Regions from separate parts of the Homo sapiens genome. Here region 1 is linked to region 2. A link is a loop called in an ENCODE intact Hi-C map of the cell type or tissue named here. Cell type or tissue: breast epithelium. All regions are shown on one strand. Links, peaks and the distances in the headings refer to the core of each region. The heading gives the core; the rest is flanking DNA.

Evidence for each region. A loop is a pair of places that touch in the nucleus more often than their neighbours do. Peaks named below come from ENCODE experiments on the same cell type or tissue, not always from the same donor. Only the 100,000 strongest peaks of a DNase experiment are listed, where the experiment ranks them.
Region 1: it touches region 2 in a loop (8-fold over the local background); 6 of 110 quality-filtered maps call a loop at or near these places.

What each region holds. Positions count from the first base shown.
Region 1 is chr2:217,430,728-217,437,367 of GRCh38, reverse strand. DIRC3 (disrupted in renal carcinoma 3) reads left to right here. Exons shown (of 13, transcript NR_186301.1): 4 at 3,252-3,420; 5 at 4,347-4,445. Among named protein-coding and RNA genes, the nearest start is that of DIRC3-AS1, 150 kb to the right of the region's middle. In breast epithelium, for the core only: no CTCF peak of the experiment used is centred there; DNase peaks (open chromatin) are centred at 3,047 and 5,677; H3K27ac peaks cover 2,393 bases.
Region 2 is chr2:217,514,611-217,521,250 of GRCh38, reverse strand. All of the region lies in intron 2 of DIRC3 (disrupted in renal carcinoma 3), which reads left to right. Among named protein-coding and RNA genes, the nearest start is that of DIRC3-AS1, 240 kb to the right of the region's middle. In breast epithelium, for the core only: no CTCF peak of the experiment used is centred there; no DNase peak of the experiment used is centred there.

The sequences.
Region 1 (6,640 bases), core at 814-5,813, 84 kb after region 2:
ACTGGTGATAGGGCTGCTTGAAGTTGCAGAGCACAACCCATCTGGGTGGGTTTGCCGCCACTGCAACAGAGAGCCTGTGGGACCAGGCAAATGAAGGAAGCCTTACTTGCTCATAGCCAAGCTTCTTTTCAGGTTCTATTTTATATTTTATTGCAACAAAGAATTCCAGGGCCATACTCTGAGCCAGGGATGATGGGTGCTAAGCTCATTAACTGCCTGCTCAGTTTGTGGACTTGTTCCTGCTGAATCTGTAGTCCAGGTACTGCCAGTTTCTTAGTGTCAGAGCCCTCATAGGGTTCATTTGTGCATCCTGCATGTGGATATGTGTGTGCATTTACCCAGATTTTTAAAAAGCTTTCTATTTACCTTTTCTATTTAGCACATACCCTCTTCCATACTTAAAACTCCACACCTTCTACCACAGCTTTTAGAGTGATAGCACTGGGTTACAATACATGTTTTCGCAGGAATTGAGCATTTAAAGAGGTACTAAAGTGAACATGAAGAATTTAAATTCTAGGTAAACAGCTCTCAAAAGCTCTCTCTTCTTTGTGCTTTCCCTGATTATGATATCTGATATTTATTCTTATGACAGAGGACAAACTAAACTGTGTATCACAGTCACCGATTGATTCACTCTGCACCACTGGTCCCCAGTGGCATTTGGGGGCAATGTGATGTCTTTTTCTTAACTCAGGGCCCTCTTAGTCCCTCCTTGTCCCTCTCTGGAGCACTTATGAATTCTTAGGTCCACTGTTCAGCCCGGGCAGGCCATGGAGTGCAAGCAGTGCTGCTGGAGGCTTGCCTAGCTGGTCACTTTCCTGCTCCACCGCTAAAGTTTCCGCCCTCACTCAGGCCATGCTGAACATGGCTCTGTGTGGGGCTCTTCCAAGATGCTCCCAGTCTCCCCTAAGCTGTGTTTGGGAAACAGTGTCGCTGGTCTCCTCCTCCAAATATTCTCAGGTTCCTTCCATATCTAGTTGGAAATGTTCACTATGCCTCCTTCTGATCTTGGGGTTCACCTCGGGAGTGGGGAGATTAGGACATGTAAGTCACATCTCTCTGCTGTATTTCTGTCTTTCTCTCCTGCTCACAGCCCCCTTGGGATACACAGATAGGTTCCCTTTCCGCTCTGGTCTTCAGAGTAGGGTGTGTGTACAACATTCCTTTATTTTCTTCCCACCTGGCAAGTGATTTGCCCGTCCCTATTTCCTGAGACATGAAGGCAAATAGGGTGCAAGGAATGAGAACTTGTTTTCACAGATAAGTGAACATGACCTTTGAAGTGGTTAGAAAAACACAGCAATCACACTAGCATACATAGACCCTTGAGGCTGGCTGGGAGCCCTGTACAAAAAATAAAAATAATAAATAATAAAGGCTGCTTTCTGGCTGAGAAGGGAAGGGAAGAGTGAGGATTGTCAACAGTATGGGGGTAACAACTCCACAGGTTCTGCAAGTTTTTCTCTCTGAAAAAGAGGACTCTTGACTTTTCCTGCTTTGCTTTTAATTTCAAAACAGCACACATACTTTCATCTCCCACAGGATGTTCCTAGGAGCAATAACGCCAGGGATGAATTTCTTCCCATCACATGAGCAGGATGGCACAATGAAGATGCCCCCGGGAAAGACCCTCCTATTTTTTTCTAATTCAGAAAAAGCAGAAGAATAATATGATACACATATCCCCTGCTCATATTTAAAATGTTCACTTTTTGTCACTTAGGCTTCAGATAGTATATCTCACAGTTAAAATTGAAAACCATTTTGTTCCTCCTCTCCATCCTAGTCTTGCTTCTTTCTCTCCAGCGATGACCACTGTCAGTAATTTGATATATACTATTCCGGTCCATGTTTTTATTAGCTCATTACAGATTTTATATATCAGATAATAGATGGTATTGCTTTGTAGTTGTAAAATTTTGGCTGAATAATACACTGCATGAATTGTTTTGCAATTTGTTTCCAGTAAACAATATGTTTTTGAACTGTATATTTTCTTGCATATAGATACAATCCCTTCCTTTTTTTTTTTTTTTTTTTTCCTGAGATGGAGCCTCGCTCTGTCGCCCAGGCTGGAGTGCAGTGGCATGATCTCAGCTCACTGCAACATCTGCCTCCCAGGTTCAAGCAATTCTCCTGCCTCAACCTCCTGAGTTGCTGGGACTACAGGCACACGTCACCATGCCAGGCTAATTTTTGTATTTTTAGTAGAGACGGGGTTTCACCATGTTGGCCAGGCTGGTCTTGAACTTCTGGCCTCAGGTGATCCTCCCGCCTTGGTGTCCCAGAGTGCCGGGATTACAGGTATGAGCCACCACAACTGGCCAGTCCCTTCATTTTAAACTGCATTTAAGTACTCAGTTTGTGAATACAAATATCTATTAATTCCTCACTAAAAAATATTCGTTTTTCAATCTTTTCTCCCAGGGTTTTATTTTTAATAATAGGAACAATTGGCTCTACCTAATACTTCAATTTCAGCCCAAAATTGGCCAGAAGACATCGTTGCCTTAGAGCAGCCTGTCTTCCAGTTGACACTGAACTGCTGTCGACCGGAAGATGGTTGAGAGTCCACATGTGCCCCCAAATAGTTGCAGACTGTGTGTGCAGGGCCTGATTCTGTTCTCTTCTCTGGAAAATGGGATCGTAACTGTTTCTATCTTCTTGGGCTGTATGAGGGATTGGTGGTGTGGAGCTTGTACCACAGTGTCAAGCAGACACCCCTGTTCATGCTAATACATACAGTATTTAATGCCTGGTATAGACCTAGACCCCTGACTCCCTGGCCAGTTGTTTTTCAAAGACACTCCCTGCCTGTGTTACCACTGTTGGTAAGACCATGTCTCAAAGAGTTAATCATCTGGAAGACAGAAATCTAACCACAAGAGGCAGAGGCAGTAGGCTGTAGAGTTAAGTGGCAGGCTCACAACCCCAAGTGCTGTCAGTACTCACAGCTTCTTCACGCCAGCAGCTGTCTGTACTCTGGATTGTTTTGAGCGTGTCTTTGCAGGGCTTGCTTGTGCCTGCCAAGTTCAGCTGCCTGCAGAAGCACAGCTCAGAGCCGTCCCTATAGGCCTAGTCCTTGCACAGGTCTGGCCAATCAGAGCTCTGTTACCAGGCAGAGCCTCTCTCTCCAGCTCTGGTCACTGTCAGCCTAGCTGTCCAGGCACCCTTCTGCAATTTTCGTTTGAATTGATTTTTTTAAAAGCACCTGATATACACTTTTCTTCTTATTCTTCTCCTTCTAGTCCTCTATTCAAGGCCCTACCACAGAGACACACAGGAACGGAACTCAGAATCACAAACAAAGAAACTTTGATCCAAGAAAGAAAATGATCTTTAAAAAGACCCTCGTTTCATGCTGGCCGATGCTGAGAAAATCTGCTCTGAAGGATATTTGGAGACACTGATTAAAAGGTAGTACCATCACCACATATTTAACTTCCCCCTCTTTTTCCTCTGCTTCTAGGAGTAGAGAAACCAACAAAACCAACCGGAGAGAGATGGTTTCAAACAATCTGTCCCCCACCCCACCACTATTCACACCTTTCACAAGGGCCCAGCCACAAAGCCAGTGCAACATGACATCAATCATCAGCAAAGTGGAGGTGACAGACCCTGCCTTTCCCCTCTTATGGCATATTTGCTCATCTTCTCTCTTCCCCACTCCTCTCTGATAAGAGAAAGGACGAAAGCAAGGCAAGCGCATTCCTGAGCGGGAGCTGCAAGCGCCCAGGCTCATGACTACTGAGGAGCACACTGGAAGGGGAGAAAAGGAGGGGGGAAGATTGAGGGACCAAGATGGCGGGATAAAATGCTGTGGATGGAAGGGCAAGTTCTCCTGGGGTAGGAAGTATGAGGGGTCAGGGAGTTTGGGATGCCAAAGAACAGGAGAAGATTGAAAGTTTAATAAGCAACCTTGACATATGCTATGGCACATCCTAAAATGTTAGAAGAGATGTGAGTACAGGTTGGAATACCGGTATACCCATGCTGTTTTGAATTCAGTAATGCTTTGATACTGAGACATGCCCCACAGCTTTCTAAGCATTACACTTACTTATACTGCATTTTTAAAGCAGTTTTATAAGAACATATGTAAGTAGATCAGTACCATTAAAATGGGGTTAATTTTTTTTCCAAGTCACAATGGTGTAGGGCAGGTTGTGGTGGGAGGATTAATTATCTAGAAATCTGGCTAAAGCTAATTATGAAACTGTTATTGCTAAGAGAAAGGGGGAATTAGGCAGAAAGCCAGTCTACCTTGCTTCAAATGGATTTTCTCTAGATATCTGATCCTCTCAGTCTCTTCCTTAACCTCTCCTTCTCTTCCCCCTTTCTAGATGGTTGTCCCAGTGGAGGGGGATTCTTCGTGTTACGTAGATAGGAAGCACGATGCAAAAGTGTTGAAGCAGGAGTGTAAAGAATAATTAAAACACCTGGTGAGTTCTAATTTTATTTTTGAAGAACATAGCTTCTAAACAAGTGTAAAATACAAGCCATGGCCCTAAAAGCCAGGGTCTAATGAGTTAAAAAATGTCGTGGTTCCCATATCTTAAAGTTTTGCAACTCCTCCCCCTACCCCAAACAAAAAGAATCCTTTTAGGAATGAATATTTCATGTGTTAAAGTGACATTTTTTATATTAGGATTTTTTAAAGGTTCCTAATAATCTTTTTCTTAGTCTAAATTCAGGCAAACTTAATACTTTTGATTTTAAAAAGTAAACAGCAGTAAGATCTCATTTTTAGAAAGTTATGCCTATCAGTATACATTGAGAGATCACAGGAACAATTCTTACGTAAAAGTAACAAGAGTGGTCTTAATGATGGAATACTGGAGTGATTTTTTAAACTTTTTTGTACTTTCCAGCTTGAATAATTTAAAAAACAAAACTATATATTGTTTTATACAGGTAGAACATAAATTTTTTTAAAGGAAAAGAGATTAGGCAATCAGTTGCTTGAGAAGTAATTGAATGCCAAATATTAGGTTGGTGCAAAAGTAATGGTGTTTTTTGCCATTGAAAGGAATGGCAAAAATCGCAAATTACTTTTGCACCAAACTAATACTTTTTCCTGTAGATTTCATGAGGTTTCCTCTGTGTGTGTGTGTGTGTATCTGTGGGGGTGTGTGAGAGAGAGAGAGATAGGGAGAGAGAGAGAAAGAGGGTAGCAGTGCCTCAGTACATCTATTCCCAGGAGACATTTTGTGATATCTGAGTTCTAAGGAATGAGGACCAGACAAAAGGGGCAAAAGCAGTAAGAGGAAAAATGGAGATCAGGAAAACTGGCCATGACTCAGCAAAAACACAGTGACATTTTCAGAAACCCAAAGCCTCAGACATTACAAAGTCGCCCACACCCCTTACTTCTGAAGAGAGTTGTCCTGGCCCTCCCCATTTCAGGTGGGCTCCAGCCTAGGCTGAGTAAGCATTGCGAGCGAGGAGTGAGGAGGCAGGTGGGTGGATTGTCCCTTAAGGTGCAAGGAGGAAACAAGTGCCCTGTCTGTGGCTGATTGAACTGGGGAGGACCAGAGACCGGAAGGTATTCTCAATAGCCAGTATTTCTCAGAAACAGCGGAAGTCTCCCAGACAAAGCAGACGGGTTGGCATCCCTTTCTTGAGAGTCAGTAAGAGGGAAAGGACTGAGGCAGGCCTAGCCAACATACCAGGGACAGTGGTGAAATTTCGAGAATCTGGAGGGTCTGCCAGCTGTGCTTCCCACAGCAGCTTTCAATGCCTGCCCCTGAAAAGCTGGCATATACCTGGCTGCCAAACCATAAAGGGACATACCTAGAGTGAAGGACCAACTGCCCTTAAATTCACTGCCTTGTGCCAGCTCCTAAGTTACTGTAGGGATCTGTGTGGGTCTGGCCCCTCTTCATGGGCCCTGGGACCCTTCAGAAATCTATTCTTGTGCTTGGCATCCCATCTTATCTTCTCCTTGCTCTGCTGTTAGGTGATGGGTGAACCTATCAACACCCTATCTCATGTCACCAAGTACTCAGATTCAAAATTGAAATCCAGTTCCTACTAGATCACTAGCCCTCCTCTTTTACTTCAATTTCTCATAGCCTACAAAGAAAAGAAGAAACAACACATACGAACAAAAGATCAATTAAAAAAAACAGAGGAGAGATTTCCTGGCATTGGGCTGGGGGCACAGCAGGAAATTCTAGCCACACAAACGATTCTCCATGGCCAGAGAGTTATGCATCATGACCCTTGGGTTGAGCAACCCTAATGCAATACCAGGGTGTTAAAGGGCTGGAACTCTCTTGCCCTCTGGTAGGTCAGTTCTTAGCTGTAATATAATTTTACAGATGAAAAATTCCAGAGAGCAGTGACTTGCTCTGTGTTACACAATGAGACATAAATACAACGTACAGCAGCCACATAGGCCTAGTACTAATTATTTGACATCCTAAGACCTTTCCTTTATTGTCTGAAGTGGCTTAGCTGAGATGAATATCCAGCATGTCATTACAGCGGGAAGCCAGGCCAGCAGACTTCATTGTCCTCAATTCTGTCTCAGTTACACTAAGCTTTCCTACCCCATTACCTAAGTTTTGAGATGTAAAGTGGAAAGACACATTTAGTCGACATTGTACCAAGACAGAAGGTAGAAATTCGTCAT
Region 2 (6,640 bases), core at 783-5,782:
AGATTAAACACCATAAAAAATCTACCAGTTAGTGGATATTTTACTTAGTCCCCATATGAGCAGAAAGCCAGTTCATTCAACCTAGAAGTGAAATGAGATCTTAACTGACTCTCACCAGGAGATCCAATGGCATGACCTTGTAGTTACTCATCTGTATGGAGGTCTGTTGAGCTTTCCAGCATTTGTAATCTGCATTGATCATTTGTGCCCACACACGCACACATGGATGTATGCACGCATACACACCAAAAGGATAGATTCCATTGATAAAGCTTAGTAGTTTTGGTTAATTGAAGCGTTTGATTTTCTTCACAAGGAAGGGGCTTGGAGTCAGGAACTTGTGCCTCTGTATCTCCACACAGCCACTGAGAATATGGTCCACATATGGTGACAAACTGAAGAGCCGCTGGTTACCTCGTTGACTCAGTCTTCTTGCCTTTGCCCCTAGGGCAGACTGCAGCCTCTAAGAAGGATGTTACAGGAAAAACAACAGCTTACCCAGCTCCCCTCAAACCCTCCTTCTAGAATTTACTCCCTTTTTCCAGATTTCAATACCCTTGGGACTGAGTCAATTCCCTGAAAAGCAAGTATTAGAAAGCAAATTTGCCAAATGATCAATTTACCTATTTACTAATGTGCAAGTTGACCAAATTGAATCCTTTATAAGATTTGACTAGAGTGCTTAGTCATTTTGCCAGGAATCTTTTGACGAATTTAACAGGAATGTCTTATTTTTGTTTCTAATAATGTGACACAAAGAAACATATTTTATCATTATTAACAACATTTCAACATTTCACATGGTAATTTTTCATATTATGACAATATGTATGAGGAACTGTTTTGGCTGATGGCTATTTCTGATTTTCTTTGTAGGTTTTGAAATACTGATTTTAATATAATTTAATTTAAAACTGATTTATTTAGTTTTCAAATTTAAATGTAAACTTTTGATTTTCTGTATATTTAAATAATTACTTTAAATTTAGATTTAATTTAAAATTCTAATATGCTTCCAATGATTTTGGATTTAAATATAAAATTATATTTAAATGTTGAATTGTCAGAAATACATAATTAAGGAAGATAACCTGTATAAGGAGTTGATGTACACTACTAAAAAGGGCTTAATGGTTTAAAAAATGGGCAATAACATTTAAATACAATAAAAAGCAGAAGTAGCTTAAAAAAAAACTCGGTTACCTGCAAAATACACCTGCAGAAATGTGTTGATACATAGCATTTATATGTAGTGATTGGAATCTGCAGACTTTATTGATATTATCAGAAATAAGTCATAGTTTGCAACAAAGGTGAAATTATTCCTTTTTGGTAAATCAGCTAAGCAACTAGAGATCCTTTTAAAAAACTCAATTTTGTGTTTTTCTGCCATTTTTTTCTTTGCATTTCTAGCATTCTGCTGTCAATTTCTCATATAGTCAATCTACCTTGGTTTATTATTTCTAGTCATTGATAGCCACATTTAAAAATGTGATATGGGGCCGGGCACTGTGGCTCATGCCTTTAATCCCAGCACTTTGGGAGGCTGAGGTGGGTGGATCATGAAGTCAGGAGATCGAGACCATCCTGGCCAACATGGTGAAACCCAGTCTCTACTAAAAATACAAAAATTAGCTGAGTGTGGTGGTGTGTGCTTGTAATCCCAGCTACTTGGGAGGCTGAGGCATGAGAATTGCTTGAACCCAGGAGGCAGAGGTTGCAGTGAGCTGAGATCGTGCCACTGCACTCCAGCCTGGCGACAGAGTGAGACTCTGTCTTGGAAAAAAAAAAAAGTGATATGGTTGCTCCTGCTGTTTCTAAGTTGATTCTTCCTTGACTATAGTGGACCAGGACTAGTGTGGGAAATCTTTTCTGGGCATCCTCACACCCCTTCCCGGCCTTGGTTTTATCTTTTCTTTTCAATCCTTTCTATAAACTGAAGAAAGCAAATTTCTGCAAAGTAAATTTTCAATAAACTTTGAAACTAAAATAAATTAACTTTAAAAGCACTCAAATAAAGCAGAATTGTAAATAACATTAATTTTAAATATAAGTTAAAATTTAATTCTAGACTCAAGATAGAAATCAGAATTAGGTAGAAGAAAATTTCCAGTAAAAAATTAGAATGCTCCAAAAAGATTTTCATTCAATGCAGAGCATCAAGTGGATAAATATTTTCATTAAACATTATGACATATGAATTTGGTAATGTGAGTGTACTGGTCATTTGGCAAATTGATCTTTCTAAGAACTGACTCCCTGGGCATTAGCTTTCAGTAAATTGACTTTTCAGGGAATTAGCTTTTGTACCAATTGGGCATTCATCAAAATGATTTTCACTGAATTGGCAGATTTCATCCATTTCATCCTCTCCTTTTGAGTTCTCTGGAATCTCCTATATTCCCACCAAGTCCTTGTGAATCTTTAGCTAACTTGGTTTCCCCAGGGGTGCAGATTTATATTCAGAACATTTAATGGCGAAGTCTTTAGGAAATAGAGGAAAAATTTATGTCATTTCTTTGAGGCCAAAGGCTTTTGGGGACTTGTTTGCTTTTTGGGCTTCTTTTATAGCTTTTTGGGTCTTCTTTGGCTAGAGACTAAGTGTTTTAAAAGGGTCCCAGTGAGATAGTTTTGACATCCTTGTCCTCTCCCTGCTCTACTTTGAGAAACACTGGATGGCTAAATGGAATCCCATCTATGCAGAGGAAAAATTAAGGCCCCTAATTTAGTTCTGGAGTTTGAAGATATCTTAAGATCATTTAATGCATGGTTTCTCAACCTCAGTACTGTTGACATTTTGGGCCTGTTGGACTTTTTATTGTGAGGGGCTGTCTTGTGCATTGTGAGGGTGTTTAGCTGCACCCCTGGCTGTACCCACTAGATACAGTATCACTCCCCAATTCATAACAATCAAACATGTCTCCAGATGTTGCCATATGTCCCTGGGACACAAAACCACCCCTGGTTGAGAATCACTGACCCACTCTCCCATCCAATCCAGAATTTTCCTTTAGCTTATCCACCATATGTGCTCTGACTGCTGCAGGGGCCTGACAATGCACCTCCTCCTTTCCAGCCTGTTTCCTGATATAGTCTAATCCCCATTTCATAGATGTTTCAGGAGAACAAAATAGCCATGTGTATAAAATGTCTGGCCTTTTGTTGTGCTTGATAACTGTATTCATTATATTGATCCCAAATCCCCCATCTTTAACTTTTCCTCCTTTGTCTAACACCTGAGTGCCATGCAGACTGTGTGCTCTTTGGATCTCCTGACAGCTTTGAATTCAGCCATTGAAGGCAGCTATCCCATCCTCATTTCTTCTCAGCAGACCAGGCTCCATAAACCTCGATTCCTTTTCAGTTCAGAGACAACACTTTTCAATTTAAGAGGAGATTGATCGCTGAGTTAGCGTGGAGCTGGGAAGAAATGAGATTTTAAGGTTAACACCTCGATGGGGGAGACGGAACTCCTAAAAAGTCCTTGCTAGAAAGAACTGCTCCTTCAGAGGTTGCAGCAATCACTGCAGAGAGGCTGGATGCTAAAAAGAAACCAAACTCCAAGAACATACGTTTCTGCAATGACACCCTAATCTGGCGCCCCATGAGGGGCAGGCTAGGAGACTGAGGCCACACTGCCCTTGACATCTCACTCTCACCAGTTGCCCATTTGGAAATAGTTCCTGACACTTTCCAGGAAGTATAAATGAGTCATGAGCCCTTGAACACAGAGATTTAAGAAGCCACCTGAACCCTCAGAACAGCCAGCGTTTGCTGAGTAGTTTTAAAAAAGCACTGGGTCTTACATTTAAGTCTTTAACCCATTTTGAGTTGATTTTTGTATGTGGTGAGAGATAGGGGTCTCGTTTCATTCTTCTACATGTAGATATTCAGTTTTACTAGAATAAAAGAGATGATTCTTTCCCCAATGTTTGTTCTTGGTGCCTTTGTCAAAAATCAGTTGGCTGTAAATGCCTGGATATATTTCTGGGTTCTGTATTCTATTCCATTGGTCTTTGTATCTGTTTTTATGCCAGTACCATGCTGGTTTGGTTTCTATAGTTTTTTAGTAGATATTGAAGTCAAGTGGTGTGATGCCTCCAGCTTTATTCTTTTTGCTTAAGGTTACATTGGCTATCCAGGGTCTTTTGTGGTTCCACACTAATCTTAGGATTTTTTTTTCTATTTCTATGAAGAAATCATTGGTATTTTGATAGGGAGTGAATTGAATTTGTAGCTCGCTTTGAGTAGTACAGACATTTTAACCCTATTAATTTTTCCAATGCATGAACACAGGATATCTTTCTATTTATTTGTGTCCTTTTTTTCTTTTTCTTTTTTTTTTTTTTTGGAGATGGAGCCTCGCTCTGTCGCCCAGGCTGGAGTGCAGTGGCGCAATCTCAGCTCACTGCAAGCTCCACCTCCCGGGTTCATGCCATTCTCCTGCCTCAGCCTCCTGAGTAGCTGGGACTGCAGGTGCCTGCCATCACGCCTGGCTAATTTTTTTGTATTTTTAGTAGATACAGGTTTTCACTGTGTTAGCCAGGATGATCTTGATCTCCTGACCTCATGATCCGCCCGCCTCGGCCTCCCAAAGTGCTGGGATTACAGGCGTGAGCCACCGTGCCTGGCCGTGTCCTTTTTTTTCATCAATATTTTATAGTTTCATTGTAGAGGTCTTTCACTTCCTGGGTTAAATTTATTCCTACTCTTTTTTTTGGTAGCTGTTGCAAATAAGATTGTTTTCTTAATTTTTTTTTTGGATAGTTTGCTGTTGGGGTTTAGAAACACTGTTGATTTTTGTGTGTTGACTTTGTATCCTGAAACTTTGATAAGTCTTTGAGGTGACAGATATGCTAATTACTCTGATTTTATCATTACACAATGTATACATGTATCAAAACATACTGTACCCCATAAATATATATGACTATTATATGTCAATTAAAAACAAAATAAAACTTTAAAAAATTTTGAAAACATAAAAGGAGGCTTGGTGTCAGGATGCCACCAGATATTCCTGTGGGGAGACTTTCTACATCCCTCCTTGCAGAGGCCAAAAGCTGAGCTGACCTCATATGCTCCCATATGAAAGCTGAATTGCTCTTGTCAATTTCATGCCTGGAATATGCAGGCCTCAGGAACTGCTGTCTTGTGTAAGGGGAGGAATTGTGAGTCAAAGTGCCAGGGATCCATCTAGCTGGTGCCAGAAAGATCCCCCAGCAGAGATGGCAGGCCTTATTTCTCCTTGGATCACGGAGGAGAAATTGGGTTGAAATGGCTCAAGTTTGAGAGGATGGTCTCCCAAAGTCCCACTAGAAGCAGACTGAGGTCATGGACGATGTTAAGACTTGTACAAGAGGCGGTCCTACCTCCTGTCCCCTGAGACAGGAGAGCCTGCCAGCCAAGGGGGTTAGACTTGATTGTTTACACACAGGGACCCTGAGTCTGGCCTAAGGCTCCCTGGAATTTACTCTTAGGCGGTCTCTTGATTTATAAGTCTAAATCACATTAAGTACCATTGTGAATCACCAGTGCCTGTCCCTGGCAAGGTTTTGAAGATAAGAGCTCCAAAATGGGAGGCTTCTCTGAGCCCAGGGAAGAACAGAACTGTTTTCTAAGTCTACGAAAAAGCATTAAACTGCTTTTTGGGCATCTCTGGGAGGTGTGGAGGAGAAGAGGGGATTTTCCAAGGTTTCTTCTTGCTATGATCTGACTTGAGGCACGAAGAAAGAGGAAAGATAAAAAAGGGTAAAGCCTATTGCAGTTTGGAGGTTCCCTATCAGGAATAGTTACTACTCCCTGTGGAAGGTCTTTGTTGTACTGGACACTCTTGAAACAAATGTGACCTTAATCTTTCCAGAAGTATTGAGTCTTTGGCTGGAAAGAATGTCCACCTGGGTTCTCTAGTTCAGTCTCCTGACTAAACTGCAATACTGTTAAGAAACTTCTCCTCAAGAGCCATTGGGTTTCAAGGGTCTTTAGACTTTGCAGGCGGGTATCTCATAACCTCAGATTAAGTCAGAGAGCCAAAGGAACTTGGAGATCAGTCAGCCCAATGTGGTCATTCTGAAGTTAGAAACCCTGAGGACTGGAGAAGTGATGTGACTTGCCTAAAACTACACATCAATTAGTGTCAGGGTCGGGACCATGATCCAGAAGTCTTTCCTCCTAGTCCCGAGCCATTTCAGAGACTCCTGTCATTCTCTCTAGTTCTACCAAACCTGTGTTTGCTGGGGATGTTTAATTGCTTTTGCAGTTTTCACTTTTTTTCCCTCTTCTAAACAGCTATCTTTATCCATGAGGGTGATAATGAGCCATGGGGAACAGTAATATCTATATTTTCCCCTTTTCCTTTAATAACATTTACTGAATTATTCATTATTAATGGTTAGTAATTCATTGTTGAATTATTAACATGTATTGAATTATATTTATTAATTTATTCACTCAACAGTAATCACTGAATATTTATTGAGCATCTTTTATGTGCTAGGGATGGTGCTAAAAGCTCAATGTCTATTACCACATTTCATCCTCAAAGTCACTCTAAGGTGTAGCTACTCTTTGTATCTCTAATTTACAGACAAGGACACTTGGAGAAGTGCTCTAACTGCCCAGGTTGCACCCAAGTTAAACC